Regions from separate parts of the Homo sapiens genome. Here all the other regions are linked to region 3. The links are chromatin loops, found by intact Hi-C in ENCODE. Cell type or tissue: IMR-90. All regions are shown on one strand.

What was found. Hi-C counts contacts between places; a loop is a spot of excess contacts. Peaks named below come from ENCODE experiments on the same cell type or tissue, not always from the same donor. Only the 100,000 strongest peaks of a DNase experiment are listed, where the experiment ranks them.
Region 1: a loop joins it to region 3, with 4 times the contacts of the local background. A loop is called at or near these places in 2 of 110 quality-filtered maps.
Region 2: it touches region 3 in a loop (9-fold over the local background); 50 of 110 quality-filtered maps call a loop at or near these places.

Annotation. Positions count from the first base shown.
Region 1 is chr2:221,097,223-221,105,222 of GRCh38, forward strand. No RefSeq gene overlaps it. Among named protein-coding and RNA genes, the nearest start is that of EPHA4, 470 kb to the right of the region's middle. RefSeq lists an enhancer at 7,347-7,641. In IMR-90, CTCF peaks have their summits at 3,683 (motif pointing left) and 7,520; DNase peaks (open chromatin) are centred at 479 and 7,469; H3K27ac peaks cover 191 bases.
Region 2 is chr2:219,832,592-219,840,591 of GRCh38, forward strand. No RefSeq gene overlaps it. Among named protein-coding and RNA genes, the nearest start is that of LINC01803, 68 kb to the right of the region's middle. In IMR-90, a CTCF peak has its summit at 4,266 (motif pointing left); no DNase peak of the experiment used is centred here.
Region 3 is chr2:219,733,156-219,741,155 of GRCh38, forward strand. It overlaps LINC02832 (long intergenic non-protein coding RNA 2832), which reads left to right. Exons shown (of 2, transcript NR_185880.1): 2 at 4,299-4,773. It overlaps LOC105373887 (a long non-coding RNA gene), which reads left to right and starts at 5,644. Exons shown (of 3, transcript XR_923923.2): 1 at 5,644-5,800. In IMR-90, CTCF peaks have their summits at 3,243 (motif pointing right) and 4,225 (motif pointing right); a DNase peak (open chromatin) is centred at 3,276.

The DNA.
Region 1 (8,000 bases), 1.4 Mb after region 3:
ATTTTATATGTCCTACAGGCTTTGGCAGTTTTGCACATTTAATTGAAATGCATTGGCATCTATAAAAAAGAACTTGCTTAAATCAAAAAGGAATTACTCATAATCTCTCTAATATTAACATTTGGACGTTTGACAGTACCTGCTGCATTCCACGGTGTTGCATTTATGCAGCTCAGATCTGAGGTCTCGTCTGACTTGGTATTTGTTTCAGTCAAGCTGTGTGAAATCTCTTGGCTTTCGTGCATATAGACAGGAAGGTCTGCAGGGGTGTTGGGGGGCAAAATACTGTGGCCAGAGTGGTAGCCAAAAGAGACCTTCATTATGCATATTTCCACTGGTGCCCATGTCACCCAGGAAAACCACCCTGGAAAGGGAGTAAATGAAAGGCCTGCTCCACCGACAAGGGGGCTGCCTCTAGAAGAGAACCTGCCAAGTCAGCTCCCTCCATCTGTGCAGGCCCCACTGACTCATGTGGCTTCCTAAGTCACTTAACCCTGACTCACCTCTGGGCTAGCCAACTACTGCTGAGATCCTCTGCAAGGCAAATCACATTATCCTTTTTTGAAACAAATGATGCATTTTAGGACTAACACATGCAGGCCCTGGCCTCATTCTCTGGCATGATATTGGAAACCAAAAATGATTCCTGTTAGGACAAGGTAGCCTACTAAAAGTAGGTGAAAATCTCAGATAATCCACATTCCCCATGTAGCCATTCTACTAATTCTTTCCTTATCGACCTTCACAGGACAGAATAGGTTGTTCTTGGATAGGGACGCAGGGTTGCAAACATACTCATACTTCCCTCAGATGTGCAGAGGAAATGTGTTGCCTTCATTTCTCTGCTGATGTACTCATCTTTGTCACAAACCCATCCAAATGCTTGTCGAGATATTGAGAAGAACACCCTATGTAGAGTGCAAGTCAGCAATTTAAACTGTTTCCTTAGGGACCAGGATCAGTTTTTCAAGTTTCTTTTCGTTCCCCCAGCGCCTCTTAAAGATGGGGTTTGTGGGTTTAGGGAAGGAAGCTGTCTATCACCTTACGGAGTGGAGACTGATGACGGGAGATGGCTGAAAAACTTATGGTCTGCTCCTCTGAGGCAAGGTTCTGAAGGTCATCCACTCCCTGTCCTTGGTGAATGGGTTATTGTTATTGCTATAGTTATTGAGTATAACACCAGTTGAGCTAGTGCATTATAACCCTAACCATTACAATGCAAGACTTTCAAAAACTTAACTACACAAGAAGTGACTATCAACTATTAAAAATATTCCACTAAACTCACACCATCACTTCTCCAATCCAAGTTTCCCTTGGCCAGATACTAACATTGACTACTGACACTTCAATGACATCGGATAGGAGAGGAAGTTGTTAATATACCTTACTCTTGCAAATACATTGCTAGGGCTCATTCTAGGTCTTGCAGCTCAAGAGTCATTAACGTTTTCATAAATTAAGCTCTAGGTGGAATCTGAAAAGTAAATCCTTACAGACACCATTAAACATAGTATTATCCAAATCTAAAATGAGAAAATATTTATAATAAAGTGAAAATGATATCATACAGAATCTCCATTTCACAAATGTACATACAGGAACACAGGTACACACACACACGTGTATATATACAAAAAAATGTCAGAAAGAAAAGTCCCAAATGTTAATAAAGATTATTTCATAACAGCCCAGTTACTAGATGATTTTTATTTTTCTACTGTGTACTTTCTTGTTTTATACATTCTCTTTTGCTATTGTGTATTTATTTTACATCCAGGAAAAATAAAAACCTTGTTTTTAAAGGTAAACTTTTATTTTAAAAATTTCTAATTAAATGGCTATATAAGTTCATTTTATAAGCATGAAGACAATGGTGATATGTTCATAAAGATTTAACAGAAGTTTTCAACTTTTTTTCTCAAAGAAGATTAACATATTTTTTTTCCTACATAACTCCCAAACTTAAAAAAAAACAAATTTATTTTTGAGATGGAGTCTCACTCTGTCACCCAGGCTGGAGTACAGTGGCGTGATCTCGGCTCACTGCAACCTCCGCCTCCCAGGTTCAAGCAATTCTCACGCCTCAGCCTCCCGTGTAGCTGTGATTAATGGCACGTGCCACCATGCCCAGCTAACTTTTGTATTTGTTTTTAGTAGAGTCAGGGTTTCACTATGTTGGCCAGGCTGATCTTGAACTCCTGACCTCGGGTGATTCACTCACTTTGGCCTCCCAAAGCATTGGGTACATGCGTGAGCCACCATGCCCGGCCAAAAAATCCAATTTACTTTGAGACAATAGCTTTAATTATTTTTAATCACTTGAAAAAATACTCAAAAAACAGAGAGCTGCAAGATTCTCGCCTCTATGAGCAAAGTGAGACAACCAACTTGATTTGCCAGAATTCCTGCCAAAAGCAAGAAAACGTGATTATGCATTGAGTTAAATCAGGCATAATGATATTATTAGGGTTTTTTAAATGTTGAAAATCTCTTGCAGATTTTCCTTTCCACCTTTACAGAGAACTTTAAATTTGGTGGTACCCCCGAAAATGACTGTGAAAAACTGTTCAATGAAAAAGCAGAATAGAAAATTGTGATTGCACCTCAATTTCTTTTTTTTTTTAAGTTTTAGGGTACATGTGCATAACGTGCAGGTTAGTTACATATGTATACATGTGCCATGTTGGTGTGCTGCACCCATTAACTTGTCATTTAACATTAGGTATATCTCCTAATGCTATCCCTCCCCCCTCCCCCCATCCCACAACAGGCCCGGGTGTGTGATGTTCCCCTTCCTGTGTCCATGTGTTCTCATTGTTCAATTCCCACCTATGTGTGAGAACATGCGGTGTTTGGTTTTTTCTCCTTGTGATAGTTTGCTGAGAATGATGGTTTCCAGCTTCATCCATGTCCCTACAAAGGACATGAACTCATCATTTTTTATGGCTGCATAGTATTCCATGATTGCACCTCAATTTCTATTATCAATTTGGAATGCATTTGGCTGGCCGTGGGGAACAGAAAACCCACTAAGCAGAACTGAGCACAAGCTCACAGGCATGTAGGTTTGTGTACTAACTCACTTAATCCTCACCACAGCCCCAGGAGCATGTAGAATTATCACTGACGGCGAAAAGGAGGAACACAGAGGTTAAGAACCACATCCAAAGATACATGGCTGTTAGATGGCAGATCTGGGATTCGAACCCAGCCTTTGGACTCCAGGGTCTGACCCTTCTTTACCTCCGATGTTCTGTTTACAGAAAAGGGAGGGACTTCCCATAATATCCAGAAACAGATTCTTTATTATCTGGGTCTCTTCAATGGTTCTTGTACACTGGGAATTTGTGGGAAGCATCAGAAAACCAGAAGTCAGTGTGTTTGCATTTTTTTTTTAATTTAAAATGGGAGCCACTTGGGAGTTTTGCTAATGCAGCACTTTTTCCACCTTTCTGTCTGCAGCAAGGTTGAAAAGCCTTCTTCCTCACAGGAAATAACCCGCAAATGAAATCACGAGACACAGTTGCTCTCCTTGGTGAGCTGTTGGAAGGGCGGACGATTCCTGGTCCATCCATTACCATGTAAATAATTAAACACCCAGAGCCCGCAGCCCAGGGTGGGCAGTCTGTGGCAGCAATTTGCTTTAAATATTGGTGAGCCTAAACTCGGTCAGTCATTAGCTCCTCCTAGTGGCTTTTTGGGCCTTCAATCAGGAGGCAGCTGAGGTGCTGCTGACTTTGAGGAACAAAATCCCTGATTGATGAGTAGCCTGAAGTTTCTTCCGAAGTGACAAGACCGTTCGTCACCTCTCAAGCCACAGGACTTGATTCCTCAGGGAAAGCTGCCCCGGCTCTAAGTACAAAATCTGATTTGGTCAACAAACTACTTTTACACAACCAGGGCAAAGCATGTTATCATCTATGCACGTGGCATTTATGATAACAATCAACACTGTGTGTGTAATTCTGTCCAAAAATAGAGTCCAGGCCGGGTGCGGTGGCTCACGCCTGTAATCCCACCACTTTGAGAGGCTGAGATGGGCGGATCACTTGAAGTCAGGAGTTGGAGACCAGCCTGGCCAACATGGTGAAACTCCGTCTCCACTAAAAATATAAAAATTACCCAGGTGTTGTGGTGCACGCCTGTAATCCATGCTACTTGGGAGGCTGAGGCAGGAGAATTGCTTGAACCCGGGAGTCAGAGTTTCAGTGAGCTGAGATGGCTCCACTGCACTTCAGCCTGTGCACCAAGGGTGAAACTCCGTCTCAAAAAAAATAAATAAAAATAGAGTCCAACCACAACTATTTTCTCTGTTAAAGATGAGTAGATACATGGATAACAAAAAAGACAATGCATTGAGAACTTAAATTTGGCTTTTAATTATGCTCTGCTCTTGCGTGTGAATAAAGTCACATCTGCCAAACTAAAGTCTAATGATTTCAAATAAAGCAACAAGGCCACACCTGAAGAGAAAAAGAAAACGTGGGGAAAAGGCCAAGAAGCTGTCCAGCTTCCCCATCCTGCCCTACTACTCAAGTGCTCCATGGAAACGACTTCAGCAGTGTTAATCAGCAGATCTCTTTCAGACTGATGCCACGTGTCACCATTCCCCAGACCTTTGATGGATTAGGTGAAGTTCAGTGTTTCAGTCTCAAAGGATATCTTGACAATAAAACTAAATAGAAGGAGCTGAGATGTCAACAGAGTCCCAAGTGTAGAGTAGGCATCATTCATAACTTAGAAGGACATTCGCTCTTGGACAAACCCAAATTAGAATAATCTACCTATAAGCTGGGTGCAGTGGCTCACACCTGTAATACCAGCATCTCCGGAAGCTGAGGTGGGAGGATCACTTGAGGCCAGGAGTCTGAGAATAATCTACTCATAGATAGATAATCCAGAATAGTGACACAAAGGCAAATGCAAATCACATTGAGAAAAAAATTCAGGTATCTACATTGCAAGTATAATCAAATAGGAAAAGTTCCAGCTCTCAATTTTGCTGCTGTAACTATGATCCCATAGTTTGATACATGATCCATAATCTACTCAACACTGAGTAAATATACTATGAATTTTATTATTTATGCCAGTAGGCATTAAAATTCCATCTTTTTTTTACCCTGCCAGCATTGATTACAACACAAGGACACACACATACATACACACACTCTACTATGGAGCAGCTTTAGAGCTTTAAGAATAATTTGGGCTGCCTTGGAATACCAGAAGCCCTAGAAAACCAGCAACTACACTGGAAGATCTTGAATAACACGGGTGGTTGTCTAGAAAAAGCTACAGGCTCTGAAGTCAGGAATAAATCTAGGTTAGTATCTTGACTCTACCCTTCAGCAATGTTTCCCCTTAAGCATATCTGATGACATCTGTAAGCTCTAGTCTAAAAGAGTGCCACTAATACCTAATTCACAAATCTGCCCATGAGAATGGAATGATCCCATATATAAACTGCTTAACAGTGACTGGCACAAAGCAAGCTCCTCAAAATACTTAGTTTCCTGCTATTTTCCTCTCCTTGACAAGTGCTTCTTCTGGTGAATCTCCAGGGGGTTAAGTGAGCATGGATACACTCCTGAGAATTTCAAAATCCTTGGGATTTTTTTTTTTCCTCCTGACAGTCAGTACTGTTGGCTGGTTTGGAACCTCCTAGTGAATTTTCTTTTTCTCAAATCTTGGAGTATTTTTGGAGTTTATAGATCAGTGTCCTCCCAAAATGGCTCAGCCTGACCTACCCCCAGCCTGTCTCCAACACTCAGACTGTGTTTTCTTGAAACGTGCGATGCTTTCCTGTTCCAACTACATGTTCCTATTCAATCATCCATTCATTCAACAAGTATTTACCATATGCCAATCCTGTACTGGGATACAAGGTGACTAAGACAGGCTTGGTTCCACCTTCAAGGAGATCATGTTCTTGCAGAGGACACAGATGAAAAGTAAGAGGGCACATAAATGCTTTAATTATAACTGATACCGTGGCAAGTGCTGCGATGGGGGCTCTAGCAGAGAACAGAAGTTTAAGTATCGGGGCAGTGGTTACCACCTGACATAGGGCATCAAGGAACCCTCCTTGAGGAGGGATGAGTTAGGCAGAGGTGAGCTGCATAGGGAGTGAGAGACCTCAGGCAGGAGGAACCCAGAGAGGTTGTTCAGGAGGACCTCTGAAATAAAAACTATTGGCAACAGGGCACTTTGTCTCCCTCCCCTCCCCTTCCCTTCCCTTTCTTTCCTTTCTTTCTTTCACTTTCCTTTTGAGGCAGAGTTTCACTGGCAGTCAGGCTAGAGTACAGTGGTGTGATCTCAGCTCACTGCAACTTCCACCTCCCAGGTTCAAGTCATTCTCCTGTCTCAGCCTCCCAAGCAGCTGGGATTACAGGCACCCACCACCATGCCCGGCTAATTTTTGTATTTTTAATAGAGATGGTGGGGGGGGGGTGGGGTTCACCATGTTGGCCAGGCTGGTCTGGAACGCCTGACCATATTCTTGTTTCTAGATTCAACTCCATTCTTACAATCCTGAACTCCTAGCTGAGGATTTAATTGCATATATAATCTTAGATCTCTGTGACTTCCACCTTATTTATTTATTTATCTATTCATTTTAAATTTTCTGTCTATATGTCAAGAGGTCTACTTAATAAACTAGATTCCTTTCCTTTTAACTGAAAAAAATTAGAGAGGAGTGCTGCCTGGAGCCCTGCCTCCTTGGCGTTGTGCTCTACTTTTTTATCTACACAGGATTTGTGTCAATTTGTTGGTCTTACAAATGCTCCTATTGTGGGGAGGAAACCATGGGCTGAACACAAGGGCTGCCTGACTTCCCAGTTTCACTCCAGGAGGCCCACGTCACACCAGCTTCTTCTTGATGCTGTAGACACAGTCACAAGGTGTCCACATGTGTCTTCCTCACACCCATCCGCTGGGAAACAGGACTCTCCTTCCTGCTCTGCAGGGTGGAAAATAGGACCCCAGGCAGTCGCTCCCTTGGAGATGGGTCCCACACTCCATGAAGCTCAGCATGGGCATAAGAGCTGTCTGGCTGCGGTGGCTGCCTGTTTTCAGCAGGGGTCTTCAGCCAGCATTTTCTCCAGGAGGGTAGCACTGAGCTTTCTTCCAGCTGATGGCTCTGGAAGGCACCACAAGTTCTTTTTGGCGCATTTTCCACTTTCCTCCTCTCCTCCCACTCCCCTCTCTCTCTCCTCACCCCACACAGATCCTGTGCTGATTGACTGCCATCGCCAGGCTTCTGTACCAGGCAATCAATCAAAAGAGACCTTCCCACGCGGAACAGCCGCCGCCCCTCCACCAGACTGCTGCCTCTGACATTTCCTGCGTGCCTGGACTGAGCCTGTTTGGAAGGCTCCAGCCCCCTCCTATCAGTCTGGGCACTCAGGGCTCTGGCAGCAGCTGCCGCTCTGAATGTTGACACCCTGCCACGTCAACACTGGCCGGGCCGATGTTCCTTCACACTCATCTGCTGAGCCCAAACTTCCCCTGCTGGCGGGCTCTCCCTGTTTGAATGGGCTCCCAGTCAGAAAGGGCTCCCTGAAGCCTTAGCTCCTTGAAGCTCGCCCCTTGCAGCCTTCCGGCTAGAGGATGTGGCTGTTGGATCAGCTCAGTGATCCTTGGTTCACAAAAAAAGAAATTCAGTTCAATGTGGCCTTTCCCAAACCCCCTCAAACAGCGTTCTGTGCAGATTGAGCCTGCTGGCCTTGGCATTGTCCTTCCGACTTGATTTTTCAGACTATCTTTCCTCTTGTCTGTGAGAATACCATGGGGCTCAAGGACCTGAAGGAATTGGTGCATGTATTTCATTTGAACTTTGCTGAAGCTTTTTTATTTTAAGCCAAGTGCTTCCTCTGCTGTCTAGAAAAAAAAAAAAAAAAAAAGAAAGAAAAGAATCCTTCTCTTGCCGTCTTTTTTGCCCACACAGATAGCCGCTTCTCATTTTTCTGGTTCCAACTTTCAGGTAGTTGTAT
Region 2 (8,000 bases), 99 kb after region 3:
AGAGTCAAGTGTTTTTTTTTTTTTGACTTCGGAAGAGGGTTTCAGGGTGGTTATCTCAATTAAGGATGGAAAACTACCACTCTTGTTAGGTGTGGGCCCGATTGGTTAAAACAAGTCCCATTGTTCATTGGTGAAGAAGGAACCTGTAGAAGGGTCCAGGAAGGGCCTGGCTTACCTGAGTCATTCAAAATTCACAGTCGATTCTCCGTTTCAGCTCATCAGAACCAGTTGCAATACAACTCAAGCCCAGTTTTGCTATCTCCTCTGCAAAGTGCCACTATAAGGAGGACGCACTTGAATGGATTGTCCACTGGCTCTGGTTTGGTTTGACCAATAGAGGCAGGGCAGGAGAAAAGGAGGCAGGAGGAGGGTAAGGTTGAGGTGGCATTCCCCCAGCTCCTTTCCTGCGGGGTTGCTGTGGGTAAGCTGCAGCCCTCTGCCTAAGGCAGCTCTCTGAGTTCAGCTCCTCTCTCATGGTTCTGATACTCTTCCCTGCCTGGCCCCTCAGGCCCAGGGGTGGTAACAGACCTTGCTGTGACTAGCTCTCAAGTACTGCATCCTCCTTTATTAGTTCCCCTAAACCCTGCCCCTTGCTCTGAACATGAGCTCTTCATCTAACCTTTCTCAATTACTTGGTTTGAGTGTGCAGTCCTTTGCCTGCCAGGACCTTGACAGGTAGGTTGACAGGTACAACCTACAGTGGTTAATTTTTTTCTGCCTTCTTATTAATACTTTTTATATCCTCCAAAATTTAGCTTGCACATGGTCTGTCATGGTCCTGTCTTCTGCATTATGACTTTTCAGCTTTAGCTACTACTACTAAGGACCTCCATTCCTTTGCATTTCCAGTTAAATTTTTTGAGCAAGTATCAGATGGGCCCTGCATTAGTCGGGGTTCTCTAGAGGGACAGAACTAATAGGAGATATATGTGTATACATATGTATATATAAAGAGGAGTTTATTAAGTAGTATTAACTCACACAATCACAAGATTCCACAATAGGCTGTTTGCAAGCTGAGGGGCAAGGAAGCCAGTCTGAGTCCCAAAGCTGAAAAACTTGGGAGTCCAACGTTCGAGGACAGGAAGAATTCAGCATGGGAGAAAGATGTGGGTTCCGAGGCTAAGCCAGTCTAGCTTTTTCACATTTTCTCTGCCTGCTTTATATTTGCTGGCAGCTGATTAGATGGTGTCCACCCAGATTAAGGGTGGGTCTGCCTTCCTCAGCCCACTGACTCAAATGTTATTCTCCTTTGGCAACACCCTCACAGACATACCCAGGATCAATACTTTGCATCTTTAAATCCAATCAAGTTGACACTCAATATTAACCATCACAAGCTCAGAGCCTGCTCTTACATTTGGGCCACGTCATACAAGCCTTGTACACCTATAAATTGGCTCATTTGTTCAACACTCTTGGTTTCATCTCTTATGGCTAGGGGTGGTGGAAGTAACATAGCACAAAATGTGTGAGGTGGGGGCTGTGTGAGGGAGTGGTCTTGGCAAACGCTGTAGTGGACATATACCTTTTAAAAATTGTCCTAAAATATGTATAACATGAAAGTTACCATTTTAGCCATTTCCTCCTAGCTTCATTAAGGTATAATTGACAATTTAAAATTGTATATATTTATGGCATAAAACATGATGTTTTGTTATATGTATACATTGTGAAATAATGAATTCAAACTAATGAACATATCCAGGACCTCAAATACCAATCATTTCTTTGTGGTGAGAGCATTTAAGATCTACTCTCCTGGGAATTTTGTAGCATATAAAAATAGATTGTAGTATATAAAATCTACATGCCTGTAGATTACAGGCATGAGAACTTATTCATCCTGTCTAACTGAATGTTTGTACCCTTCTTTGACCAACGTTTCCCCAATCCTCCCCCCATCTCCCACCCCCTTTACCTCTGGTAGCTACCGTTCTACTCTGCTTCCATGAGTTCAACTTTTTTTGGTTCTACATGTAAGTAAATCATGCAGTATTTGCTTTTCTGTGCCTGACTTATTTTACTTTGCACAACATTCTCCAGTTTCATCCATGTTGTTGCAAATTACAGGATTTCCTTCTTTTTAAAGGCTGAATAGTATTCCATTGTGTGTGTGTGGGTGTGTGTGTGTGTATGTTTGTGTGTGTGCATGTGTAGTCTACATTTTCTTTACTCATTCATTTGTCAACGAACACTTAAATTGATTTCATATCTTGACTATTGCTAATAATACTGCAATATACATGAGAGTGCAGGTATCTCTTCAAGATAGTGATTTTATTTTCTTTGGATATGTACCCGAAATTGGGATTGCTGGATCACATGATAGCTCTATTTTTAATTTGTGAGGCACCTCCATATGTTTTCTATAATGTCTGTACTAACTTGCATTCCCACCAATAGTGTACGAGGATTCCCTTTTCTCCACATCCTTGCCAACATTTGTTATCTTTTGACATTTTGATAATAACCATTCTAACAGGTGTAAAATGATAGCTCATTGTGGTTTTGATTTGCATTTCCATGATGATTGATAATGTTGAGCATATTTTCATATGCCCATTGGCCATTTGTATGTCATCTTTTGAGAAATGTCTATGCAGGTCCTTTTGCCCATTTTTAAATTGGGTTATTTGTTTTCTTCCTATTGAATTGTCTGAGTTTTTAAAATATATTTTGGATATTAACCCTTTATCAGATGTATGATTTGCAAATATCTTCTCCCATTCTGCAGATTGTCTCTTCACTGTGTTGATTGTTTGCTGTGCAGAAACATTTTAGTTTGACGCAACCCCATGTTTGTTTTTGCTTTTACTGCCCGAGCTTTTGAGTCATATCCAAAAAAATCATTTCCTAGATCAATGTCAAGTGGCTTTTTCTTGGCCAGGAATGGTGGCTCAGGCCTATAATTCCAACACTTTGGGAGGCCAAGGCAGGAGGATTGCCTGACGCCAGGAGTTTGAGATCAGCCTGGGCAACATAGCAATACCCTGCCTCTTCAAAAATGTTTTAAAAAATAGCCAGGTGTGATGGTGCATGCCTGTAGTTCCAGCTACGTGGGAAGCTGAGGCAGAAGAATTGCTTAAGCCCAGGAGTTAGAGGTTACAGTGAGCTATGATTGTGACACTGTACTTTGGCCTGAGTGACAGAGTGAAACTCTGTTTCAAAAAAAAAAGTGAGGGTTCGGTTTTATTTTTCTGCATGTGGATAAATTTTTTTCAATATTATTTATTGAAGAGTCTGTTTTTTCCCATTGTGTGTTCCTGGAAACTTTGTAGAAGATCAGTTGACTGTAAAAGTGTGGATTTATTTCTGGGCTCACTATTCTGCTCCATTGATCTATATTTCCACTTTCATGCTAGTACCATCCTGTTTTGATTACTGTAGCTTTACAGTATATATTGAAATCAGGTTGTATGATGTCTTCAGCTTTGTTCTTTTGGCTCAATATTGCTTTGGCTATTTGAGATTCACACGAATGTTTGTGGTCCCACACAAATTTTGGGATCATTTTCTTTTTTTTCTTTTCTTTTTTTTTTTTAGACAGAGTCTCACTCTGTTGCCCAGGCTGGAGTGCAGTGGTGCAATCTTGGCTCACTGCAAGCTCTGCCTCCTGGGTTCATGCCGTTCTCCTGCCTCAGCCTCCCGAGTAGCTGGGACTACAGGCACCTGCCACCACACCCAGCTACTTTTCTTTATTTTTAGTAGAGACAGGGTTTCACTGTGTTAGCCAAGATGGTCTCAATCTCCTGATCTCCTGATCCGCCCACCTTGGCCTCCCAAAGTGCTGGATTACAGGCGTGAGCCACCGCACCTGGCCCCAGGATTATTTTCTTTTAAATAATTTTTTAAGTGTATAAATTCAGTGTTATTAAATACATTTACAGTGTGTGCATGTGCAACCATCACTGCTATCCATTTTCAGAACTTTTTTATCTTCCCAAACAGAAACTTTGCACCCTTAGAGGGTTTAATACAATAATTCCTCATTCTTCCTCTTCCTAGACCCTGGTATCCTCTATTTTATTTATGAATTTGCCTGTTCTAAGTAACTCACGCAAGTGAAATCATACAATAATTGTCCTTTTGTGCTTGGCTTATTTCACTTAACATAATGTCCTCAAAGCTTGACCACGTTTTAGCATGTATCAGAATTTCATTCCTTTTTAGGGTTAAAGAATATTTCATTGCACATATATGCAACATTCTGTCTCTTCATTCATCTGTTCATGGACATTTGTGTTGCTGCCACCTTTCGGCAATTGTGAATAGTGCTTCTACAAACATTGGTGTACAAAACATATAACATTAAACAAATTTAAAAAGCTGTTTTGTAGAGATGGGATCTTGCTATGTTGCCCAGGCTGGTCTTGAACTCTTGGCCTTCACTGATCCTCCTGCCCTGGCCTCCCAAAGTGCAGGTATTACAGGCATAAGCCACTGTGCTCGGCCAAACAAATAACTTTTAATCCATATCTATTTCCTTTTCCTGACTTACTTGTAGTCTCCTTGGGGGACAGAACCACTTCTTGACTATGCTTGTATCCACAAAAGTGCTTAGCCCAGTTCTTTGCCCATAGGTTTCCATGGAGTCTGGGTGAAGTAGGGGGCCCTTTGTAGAGACCCTCCCCTTCCCTGAGGATCGGCCGGCTGTCCAGTTCAGTTACAAAGGGGGAGGAATGGCTTTGGAAACTGTCTATTCACATTAGCTTTTCACTTTCTGAAATGCCTCAATCATCTTTCTCAGGGTTGGATCCAATTTCTCTTCACTCTGAGGTAATTGTCTTTCTGCTCAGCCTTGCTGCAGTGAGCAGGTGAGCTGACAGGGCCAGAGTAGGCTGGAGAGCTTGTCTGCCTTGTTATTGTTCCAGGTGTCCTTGTACCAGACATGAGGTCGGGGAGAATAGAGTTCATGTTTTCTCTGTGCCAGCCTTGAGCCCTTGCTAACGACTTTCTTCATGAAAAGAGAAGTAGCTGACCATTACTCAGCACCTACTTGGCTTCGAGCACTTTCCTAGCATTCTACCTATGACTTTAATCTTCCCCACACCCCCATGATATAGGTATTATTCTATTTTACAGATGAAGAAACCGAGGCCCAGACACATTAAGTATCGTGCCAAAATCCAGTGGCATGGCCAGGACTTGGACTCCCATTCAAGCCCTTGCCATTTCTACTCAGCCACGTTTACAAACACCTAGGGTTTGAATGGCGATGTCCGATGGCAGGCTGACCCTCCACTGCCCATCTGCAAGGGGCCTCTAGGAGCTACCAGCTGCCTCTCTTTCACCCGGATTTCACTGGATAATTTTGGAGTCACCTGACTGAGGGACCTGTCATAAGCATTCCCCCGCCCCCACATACCCTGTAGTGCTCTACACATAGTAGGCCCTCAATGAGTTCACAGAAAATTGAGTTGCAAATGAAAACAATTGGAAGTAGTTTTGATTAGGTGATTTCTTTTGGATGGGGACCAAGGTGGAGGAGAAATGGCTATAAAATAATTTGCCCTGGCGATCATGCTGACATTGTTTCTTTTCATCTCTTTGTCAGAGCCTTATAAGAGTAGATGTTCGCTGGTCCCCATAAGTTGGAATCCAATCAAAGCACAGCAAAACTTAGCCCTTTGATATCCTCTGTCAGCAGACTATAATTTTGAGAATTGCTTTTTTGATTGGCTATTGTGGCTGGGTAAGAAGAGGCTGGTGCTCAGGTAGGGCAGCAGAAATGCTTCTGGAATTCCAGTGGAGATCTGCTTTGAATGCTTGGTACTTATTCATGAGAACTCTTTTACACAGAATCGCACTTTCCTCACAAATGAAAATATTTATATGATGGTATTCATGCAATTTGAAAAAAATTGCAGCAGGCAATGCTTCCCTTTCCTCTGTGCCTGGCATCTCAGAGTGTTTTCTTTCCTCCCCCAATATTAATGAAAAAGAAATCAAACTTTTGCAGGCTTCACTTAGTTGCTGCCTTTCAATCAGATAAATTTGCGACCTGAATATTTCCTTCTCCTCTTTCAGTATTCATGAAGGTCGCTTGCGGCTGGACTGGTGGATTTAAGCACTTGTGTAGTTCAGGAAAGACAGATTTATTCCCTGGGAGTTGCGTGTAACTTACAACCTACATATTTCTGGCCCCTCCCCTGCTTTCCCCATCCTTTTTTCTGTCTTTGGATTTAGAAGGCATCATGATTTTCCCCCCCTGGTTTGCTGGTAGTACAACGTTAAGGAGCTTGGGTTTAAAATATTGATCTAGCTTCTCCCACAAAGACTTTGGTTGTTGAGTTTTGCAGCTTGGTATGGCTGACTGAAAGTGGTCTGGGTTGAAGTGGTCTGGGTTGAATTTGCTTAATAGGATGTTTCACTCCCCACGAGTCAATTTTTATCCACTTTATCAAGTTACTTATTGATTACAGCTCTTGTCATGTGCACATTGGTTTGCTGGGAAACTTACATGTTTTGTTTCTTGCTTAGAGTAGGCTAGGAATGTCGCGAAGTCTAGTTCACCTGGCACCCCAGATTCCCTCATGTTTAAAGAGGACTCCATTCTGTCTTAGGCACTTGGCTCAGAATTGCAAGAACGACATTGGTCGTCTTGAGTAGGAACACAAATAAGAAGTTTGTGGGTTTCTTTTTTTTTTTCCATTTATTTTACTTTCTGGTAATGTGTAGAGGCAATCTCATTCTTTCTTTCTTTCTTTTTTTTTTGAGACAGAGTCTTGCTCTGTCACCCAGGCTGGAGTGCAGTGGCATGATCTCGGCTCACTGAAACCTCCGCCTCCTGGGTTCAAGCGATTCTCGTGCCTTGGCCTCCTGAGAGGCTGGGATTGCAGGTGTGTGCCACCATGCCGGGCTAATTTTTGTATCGTTTGTAGTGATGGGGTTTCACCATGTTGGACAGGCTGAGGCAATCTCATTCTTGAGTAAAGGAAATAAAAGGAATGTACTGGAGCCGAAATTTTGGACTGGACAAGGGGAATAGAACAGAAACAAGTAAAGCTAACTGGTCAAGTTCAGGAGAGGATGGGGCTGGGTGTTTCATGCCTAAGAAGAAAGTGAGTTGGAGAAAGGAAGGATAATAAGCTTTCTGCTTTTGTACCTTAGGCCTGGCCAGCTTTTCAAACATCTTCACTGTCTTTAATTTGCTATCAGATATGGAAAAGTCCATCATGAAAGCAGTGGACTCTAATGAGCTTGATTTAGAAGATTTGGAATGCCTCAGTAGGTAATGTATTTCCCCAATTATTGGGGTTATTGCTGCCAAAGGAACAAAGAGCACCTAGGAACACACTAAAAATGGAAACATATATTTCTCTTGAATCTCAGCTTTGTATGTGCGAATGTTATTTCTAAGCCCAAGTCCAAGCAGAATAGTAAAGTTGTCTTTAGTGCTATCTTATCTCCATTTCTTTACATAACTCAAAGTAGTGAATGATGTTACCCAGAATGTACATAATTTGACATTTATTTATATTAAATTGAGAAAACTTTATTATTATTACTATTTGAGACAGAGTTTTTCTCTCGTTGCCCAGGCTGGAGTGCAATGGCACGATCTCGGCTCACTGCAACCTCCACTTGCTGGTTTCAAGTGATTCTCCTGCCTCAGCCTCCCGAGTAGCTAGGATTACAGGTGTCTGCCACCACCCCCGGCTATTTTTTTTTTGTTTTTAGTAGAGATGGGGTTTCACCATGTTGGCCAGGCTGGTCTAGAACTCCTGACCTCAGGTGATCCACCCGCCTCAGCCTCCCAAAGTGCTGGGATTACAGGTGTGAGCCACCGCACCCGGCCAGAGAAAACATTATTTTATGTTATTAGTGTTTTCTTCTCTCAAAGTGTCAGCAACTAGAGGGCAGGCTTTGTACCTAGGAGGTACCAGCAATGAATATTCACTGTTACAGGCTGTCCAGTCTCAACACCTTTCTTTGTTTTGGAGAAATCCAAGTACACTAGCCAGCCTCTGAGAAAGCCGACACTGACCCCTGTCCCT
Region 3 (8,000 bases):
TGTCCTAATATTTCTGCTTCTGTTGGAATTTGTCATCCAGGAGGCCCTCTTCCTTTAGAGATGTCTGTGCTCCTCAAATGTCCTGTTATTTTGTTTTGTGTGCTCATTTTTTCCCTAGGGCACTGACTCCACAGGCAGTACAAGTTGAGAAAGGCAGGTCCAGGCGTGTTAGCTCCAGTGAACTCAGGGGATGGGGCTAGATGAGCCCCAGGGTGGAGAGCTCTGAAAATTATATTCCGTTGCTCCTTATCTCACAAAATAAGCTTTTAGCTCAGGCCTTCATCTTTTGTCCCTCAGAGAGAAGCAGATTTGCAGGAGACAGTCAGAATTCAGTGGTTTTAAATCTTGGCTGCACATTCAAATGACCTGGGAAGCCTCTACAAATCTGGATGCCTGGGTCATGCTCCAGAGCAATTTCAATGGAATCTCTAGAGGTGGAATCCAAGTACTTTCAAGCTCCCCACATGATTTGTATCTTCAGCCAAGTTTGAGGCCCACCATCAAGACCAGATTGTCACTTTCCAGCCCTGGGAGTTTGAAGGGGAAGAGACATAGAAATAACTTCCAGATTATTTCTTCTGAGGATCCTCAGTTTCTTCTGAGGATATCTGAGCTTGGCAGGTGAGGTGCAGGCACTGTTTGCCCCAAGGAGATATGGGGTTGGTGAGAGCAGAATTCCACCAGTTTTTCTATTTTCTCTTCCCACAACCCTGCTGGGCTGCTTCCTGCCTTGGGACAAAGCCACCACTTCACAACCTCATTTGAAATAACATCCCCAGTCAACTCAAGAGCTTCTCACAGTGTTCTCTTCTTTACTTTTCTGGCTCCTGTGGGGTTAATAGGGGTGAGAGGTGGGATGGACATCCAGCAGCCTCGCTAGTTCAGCATCTTGGCCTGAACTGGAGCTACTTAGGGTATGATGAAGGGACCGGAAGCATCAGCATCTCTTAACAGCTTGCTAGAGATGCAGAATCCCAGGCCCCACCCTGAGCCTACAGAGGCAAAATCTGCATTGAATAAGATTGCCAAGAGATTCCCGAGCACATGAAAGTTTGATAAGCACTTCTTTACATAGCATAGATGCTGAACAAATATATTTAAATTGAATCAAGCACCTTTTTGACCACTACCTCAGAGTTTGCTCGGTCATGTTGTTCCTATAAAATGTTGATTTTAGTTCTTTGATTTGAGCTATTTCTGCCCTAGGCCAGAATTCAACAATGCTGGATTTTCCCACTATGCAGATGGATTTTAAAAACACAATTCTTTAAGAAAAACAATGCTCCCGTAGCACCATCTACCTCTCAGTGGTAGCACTCATCACTATTGTAATTTTATATTTAAAATTGTGGATGGTTGATTGATGTCTGGCATGATATTATAAGCTCCAGAAGGACCAGAAGGAAATCTGACTTTATTAGAGTTGTCTCCCTAATGCCCGGCGCAGTGCATGGCATACAGCAGGTGCTTAATATTAATCAAATGAGAGAAATGACTTAGGCCTTTGTAGTGACTTACTTAACTGATGGTTGTCTATCGAATGCTAATATGAATGATTACACCTGTAAGGTCACCTTTTTCTAAGAAATACATATGGTTTCAGGAATATGTTTCTTCCATCTTTACTGTTTCTTGTCATTAATATTAGATACAATTACTTGAATTTTTAGGGTCTTATGTTAATTTTTTAAAAACTCGATGCATACTGGCATTTAAATAAATATGAACATTTAGAATTGATTAATTTCTTAATTCATTGTCTACTTTTTTAATAAAACAAAAGGAAGCAAAAACATTGCCTTCAAGGAAGAATACATCTCCTTGATATTCTGAGGAAAGAATGAATACGTTTATGATATTAGAGGAAAAAGCAAGGGAGTGAAGAGGTCATGGCAAGTGCTGGGAATGAGTCCTGTTTGACCTGTTTTCACTCCTATTCTTTTCTCCTCCCCACCCACCCCAGTTTAGGCCCAGGCAGGAACCCAACCAATAAACGTTAAATCTACTCTTTCCCCTTTCTCTGTCCTCTCTGCCCAATTTCCAAAAAGGTGTTGACGATGAAATAGTCTGTTGTGTCATCAGGCTGAGGGAAGTGGGAAGGAAGCGTGCACTAGCTTAAGCAAAGCATCTGACAAAGATACAATTCTTTTATTATGTAGGACATATAAACAGGTATTTAAAGAAACACTCTATTTAAGTTGATTTATTAAATTTTTTTGGTAAAGATAGAGCATGGGTTCCATTACAGTGGATACTGATGTCTTTTATAGTCATGACTCCCAAAGGACATACGGTTTCCCAAAAGTGTAATCCAGCTTCTATAACTCTGAATGATATTCCAAGTCTGCTTTCCTGTGTGTCCCCTCTTCACTCCCTCCCTTGATGAGCCTAATTACACACACAGAAGAATTACATGTGCACCAGCATCACACAATTAAAAAGCTAGATTTAAAAGGATCTTGCCCAGCTTTTCTATGGAAAACTTGAAATTAGGTATTTTGCTTTAAACTTGGCAAAGCTAAAGACCAAAGTGATGTCTAGAATCAGGGAAAGTCTGACTAATAACTGAATGCTGTTGGAGGGCCAGTGGCACAACACATGTTTTTTGCTCGTCAAAAGGCGATGAAAGACACGCAAAGGAGTGAAATCAAGCAATGTAATGAGAACGACAAAGAAGTGATTTTGTTCTGAGCATTGCTGAGTTTTAAAGCGATGTAATGTATTTCCCATTCTTCATAAAACATTCAATTGTAAAATGTAGAGATTGTTTGAAAGTGTTTTTAATATTTTAATTCCTAAAATGTGGATTTATCCAACGAATACTTGTAGACCTTAATGAGACATTTGGGGGCTGGACTTTCATTTATTCTAAGTAGTTCTCATATTTAAAAAGCAGTTGCAGATTCTTCATTTCATTAGTGAAATATCAAAAAAGAAAAAGGAAAATAAAGCAAATTATTCAGTTCCAAATGAAAGCATTTCTTCATTTTTTTCTAGAGAATGATTATTAAACACTATAAAACCTAGTCGAATCTCATTTCTACACATCATTAAAGAGTTCATGTGCCAAACAAACAATGACCTTTTGTTGATGAGATTGTAGAAATTATTAGTGGGGAAAAATGATCATTTGTTCCTGGAGGACATTGTTACATTTCTACCTCCTCCCACTTTATTCACTTTTTTCTTCACAGAGTTGGAGAAAATAATGAGATACAAACTCATTTCCCCAGCAGAGGTCACCCTTTCTCCTTTATCGTTCCCAATAAATGCCTTCTTAGTTGTGGTTCCTTAGTCCAAGGAAATGCAGGAGTTTTCAGCTTGAAGCACAGCCAGAGGGCTGGTGGAAACATATGCATCATTCACACCCTCTGTGTCTTCTTACGTATGCACTGTTTAAACGTATTACCCTACCTGGACTCTTAAATGGATAACTCACATACATATAATAAGAACCACTAGGTTATGTATTGATAATCCTATCTTTTAGTTAATCCACTTCATCAAGCATTAGTTTAATGCTTGCCAGTGCTGGCTCAAATTCTACCCAATTCTCTGCCCCATGGGCCAAAAAATAGGTTTTCATAACACCCTGGAAGTGACTGGCATAAGCCTTTAGAGAGAATCCCCTGGTGAATTTCTGCAGGGGAGAAAGACAAAAATGTATGGAACATTGGCCAAGTGGAGAGCTCAGGGCTGGGTACTGAAGGGTAAGCTAGGGAGGTATAAGCCCCAGTCTCAGCTTTTGCATTTGGTTTGGTTTTGGAAACAAAAATGTATGTTTGTATTTTATTTGAGACACACTGGATCACAGAATGAAGTTCTAAATGAATTATACGTGAGTGTGCAGAGTATAGGTCAGTCAAGAGGTGTCATCTACAGAAGGTCAGGGGTAGATGGGTGATGGAATTGCTCGGGTCCTGTTGCTATCTGCTGGGGAAAAGCATTCAGCACGTGTCTGGCCAAATCCAAACATGGATTTTGGAAACTCCTTTTCTCTTCCTCACTTTATGGAGGAAACCATTGGCATTTTCTTGGGGTCCCTGGGGAAGTGGGGCTCATTGGTTTTACAATGGTTAGTGAAGATCTTTTCTAAATAAAATTCCCTTCCTTCCCTTTGTTTTCTTTATTCTGTAAACTAAAGTTCTTGTGGACATGTTGGAAGTTTAAGACTGCGGTGGATTTGGGGTATTCTCTGTGGCTGCTGCTCTTCCCTTGGACTGCAGATGGCACAATCACAGTGTGCAGGGGATAAGGTAGTGCATCCCAAAGAACAGAAATGTGCTTCTCCCTTCCAGGAAGTGGGACAGCTGGATGACCATGACATTGGACCTCCAGTAGTGCTCGTGAAGCGATGCATCTTGGAAAGGAGGATCTGCCTGCGTTCCTGACATCACCCTTGGGATTTCTCCTCTGCTCTCCAGGCCTCTGGCTCTCCCTGCTGGTTCTGTGCTGGGTCACCTGCCACTGCTCAGCCTGCATGCCCTGCAGAAGTTGGCTGGAGCCAGCTGGTGGTGACTTGCCAGAGACTCTGGTTAAATAGGAATTTTGCAAGCTGGTTGTTAAACCATTGGTAGCTTGAAATCAGCCTTGGTGGGAGTATTTATAACCCAGAAATTGGCAAATACTACAAATCAAGTCTTGCCTCCAGCAGCTTACCAGTAGTCCACAGCTTACCTGCTCCTCTTAGTACCAATGAAAACACCTACATCACCTCGTTTTAATAGCGACAAACTTGAGAATTTTTGATACAAATATTTACTAGGAAAAAAAGAAAAGAAATAGCTTCACTTCTCCTCCTTCAAAAGCTTTGGAACAGAAGTCCTTTATCAAGTACAGATTTCTACTCTTAATGTTAACCAGAGGTTTGTTCAAAACAGGCAAGTTGTCCCAGCTTTTGGGGGCAGTTCAATTCCTTTCCCTAAGCCCATGCTTAGCTGAGATATTTACCCCCAAATTTCCTTTTAAAATTCCCTCATTTTCCCCATCCCAGCACCTCCAGCTTCCTGAAGGCAGCTGTCTCCTGACACCATCCCTAGTGTAAGGCATCAGTCTCTTCTTTGGTTCTTTTTGACTCGAGAAGCCATTCCAGGCCAGGTGCGGTGGTTCACACCTGTAATCCCAGCACTTTGGGAGGCCGAGGCAGGCCGATCACTTGAGCCCAGGAGTTCGAGACCAACCTGGCCAACATGGTGAAACCCCATCTCTACTAAAAATAGAAAAATTACTTGGGTGTAGTGGTGTATGCTTTTAATCCCAGCTACTGGGCAGGTTGAGACATGAGAATCACTTGAACCCAGGAGGTGGGTGTTGCAGTAAGCCGAGATTGCGCCACTGCACTCCAGCCTAGACAAAAGAGTGAGACTGTCTACAAAGAAAAAAAAAAAATCCCTTCCTGGTGTACAGGGGCACACTGCCTGCCCCTGTTGGGTTTGTTTGTGAGGGACAATGGCTGTTTCCCATTTCTCTACAGCATCATCCTCTTATTTCTTGACAGGTCGAATCTGGACCCCTTAGCCGAGCGTGGTGGTGGGTGCCTGTAATCCCAGCTATCTGGGAGGAGGCTGAGGCAAGAAACTCACTTGAACCTGGGAGGCAGAGGTTGCAGTGAGCCAAGATGGCACCACTGCACTCCAGCCTGGGTGATAGAGTGAGACTCCAAGAAAAAAAAAAAAGGATGGCTGAGTAGGCCTGGAGGTGGTATGTTCAAAAAAAGGACATGGATTCTGGAACCAATGGGTCAGAGTGTTGTGAGGAGATTGCCGGACTCCTGACGGGGATGCTGCCGTGTTTTCTGCCGGTAAACCCAGTGCCTTACATTAATGACTTTATTTAACTTTAATTACCTTCCTAAAGGCCCAGTATCCAAATGCTGCCCCTCTGGAGATTACAGCTTCAACACATGAATGGTGTGTGTGTGTGGGGGGGGTGCGGTTACACATTTCAGCCCATCACAAATGGGACAGATTCTGTTTAAAAAATATTTACAAAAAAAGAAATCTCCCAATCTCCTCTAATTCTCTCTTTCAGTTTCAACAACTCTCCTTTAGGAAAGTCTTCCACGTGGTCTAAATTCTGCTCCATGCATGGTGACTCCAGTTTTTCTTCTGGCTTCAGTGAGGAAGGCGGAGAGCTAATTCCAGTTCTGCATATCTGTGGTTTCCTTCTGTGTAGCTACACGTATCCCTCTAAGTCTCCCCACTCAAAATTAATTTTTATTCATTCAAGTTTATAAACATGTGCAGTAATTTAAGGAGAGTTTCATGTAGCCAAATCAAACAAAATGTGATGGGGCTTTACAACTTTAAAAAGTGAGAACTTTTATTCCTAAATACACTCGTAAGACAATGGGTATGCAAATCACCATTACGTTACCCCTTATCCTTTTCTTCTTTTCCAACCAATTCCTCTTCCAATTCCTATTTCTTTCCCTAGTTGTGGGAGGGCATAAAATAAATCAGGGTGGAAGTCAGATAGCATGACTATTTGTTTTCTCCCTCTTCCTATCTAGTTTTTTTTTTTTTTTCTCCATAAATTTAGGTTTCTGCCTTTCTCTTGGTGGGAGAGTTCTTGTGTTTGCCAGAGGTCTTTGCTCTGGACTCAGGCTGCTGGGGAGTAGTGAGGGGAGCTGGTACATGTTAGTGAAAGGGTGGCATTGGAAAAAGAAGTCCAAGGCTGAGTACATGTGACTCTTCTGTGTATATTTGCATTTAACAGGAAACTTCTGGAAGTAAGATGCCTGAATGCAAAGAATCGAAGTGCCTGTGATGAGGATTTTAGGCAGGTCTGTGAGCGAGATAGTTGGAGGGTGTGCGGGGACTCCCTTTCAACCACACCATCTAGACAAGCATCTGCCTCTTTGCCATCCATCTCAGAGTGGCCCAGAGAGCTGGGGGCCAGGGAGGAGGCAGGGCTGGGACTCAGCCGTGGAGAAGTGTTGGGGCCGTGACTGTGTTCATGACACACACGTCCCCTCATCTCCGTGTGGTTATATCTGGACTGGGGGTTACTCTGCCCACATGAAGCCTCAGGTGCACAGGCTTGAAAGGAACTGGGCCTGGGCCATGCCAGGGGCGGGGCTGGCAGTTGGCAACCCTGGGCAGTAGCCACCCTTCCCCCAGCGGAATCCTGAATCTCAGGACTTCAGAGGTGGGAGGCACCTTACAAGTGCAGCGAGTGCAAGTCTTTCGTTTCGCAGAGGAAGTCACTGAGGCCCTGGGGGCTCCACCCTCTTTCTGGGCTTGTCAGAGGCATTTAAGAAATACACGTTGACTTGACATGACCCATGTGAAACGGGCGTAACGAGACTCCCTGCATGGCTGCTGGATTAGGCTGCCAGCAGCTGGGAATGATTCTCCCTCTGTGGGTCTGAGCCTAAATGGTGGGCGCAGCAGAGGGGCACCCGGGTAGCTTTTTCAGGCTTGGGATGGGACAAGGTGAGCAGAGATTGAAAGCCTCCTTTCACAAATAAACTTGAGTTTAACAGAATGTCAGGGCTGGAAGGGACCTTACAAATCATTAGGATCAACCTGCCCTGAGGTTACAGATGAATAAACTGAGGCCCAGAGATGGGAGGTGATCGGGCTGGTGAGTTGTTGGTTGACCTGGGCCTTGAACCCAGCAAGCAGCTTCCAAATTTATGCTCTCCCTGCTGTGCCATGGGGCCTCTCTTGGCAGCAAGTTGCAAACCTGAGATTGATTGAATTGTTTGGATTCAGGGAGCATGTGAAGCATAAAGAAAATGAGGAGCAGGGAGGGATGCAAGCTGGATGTGATGAGACACAGCCTGGTTTTCCTTTATGCCGCCATTTTGTGACTTGAAGTGGAGCGAGAATTATTGTCCCACCAGTGAGACAGAACCATATAAATTAAAACTGCAATGAACTGTCTGCTGAAGGTGTGAACAAGGCAGATAAATCCCTGGGAGCTTAGAAAACATCTGCTCCTTACCTTGAAGGCAGAAACTTCACCGTAAAGCAGAAAAATCCAGGACTGGAATC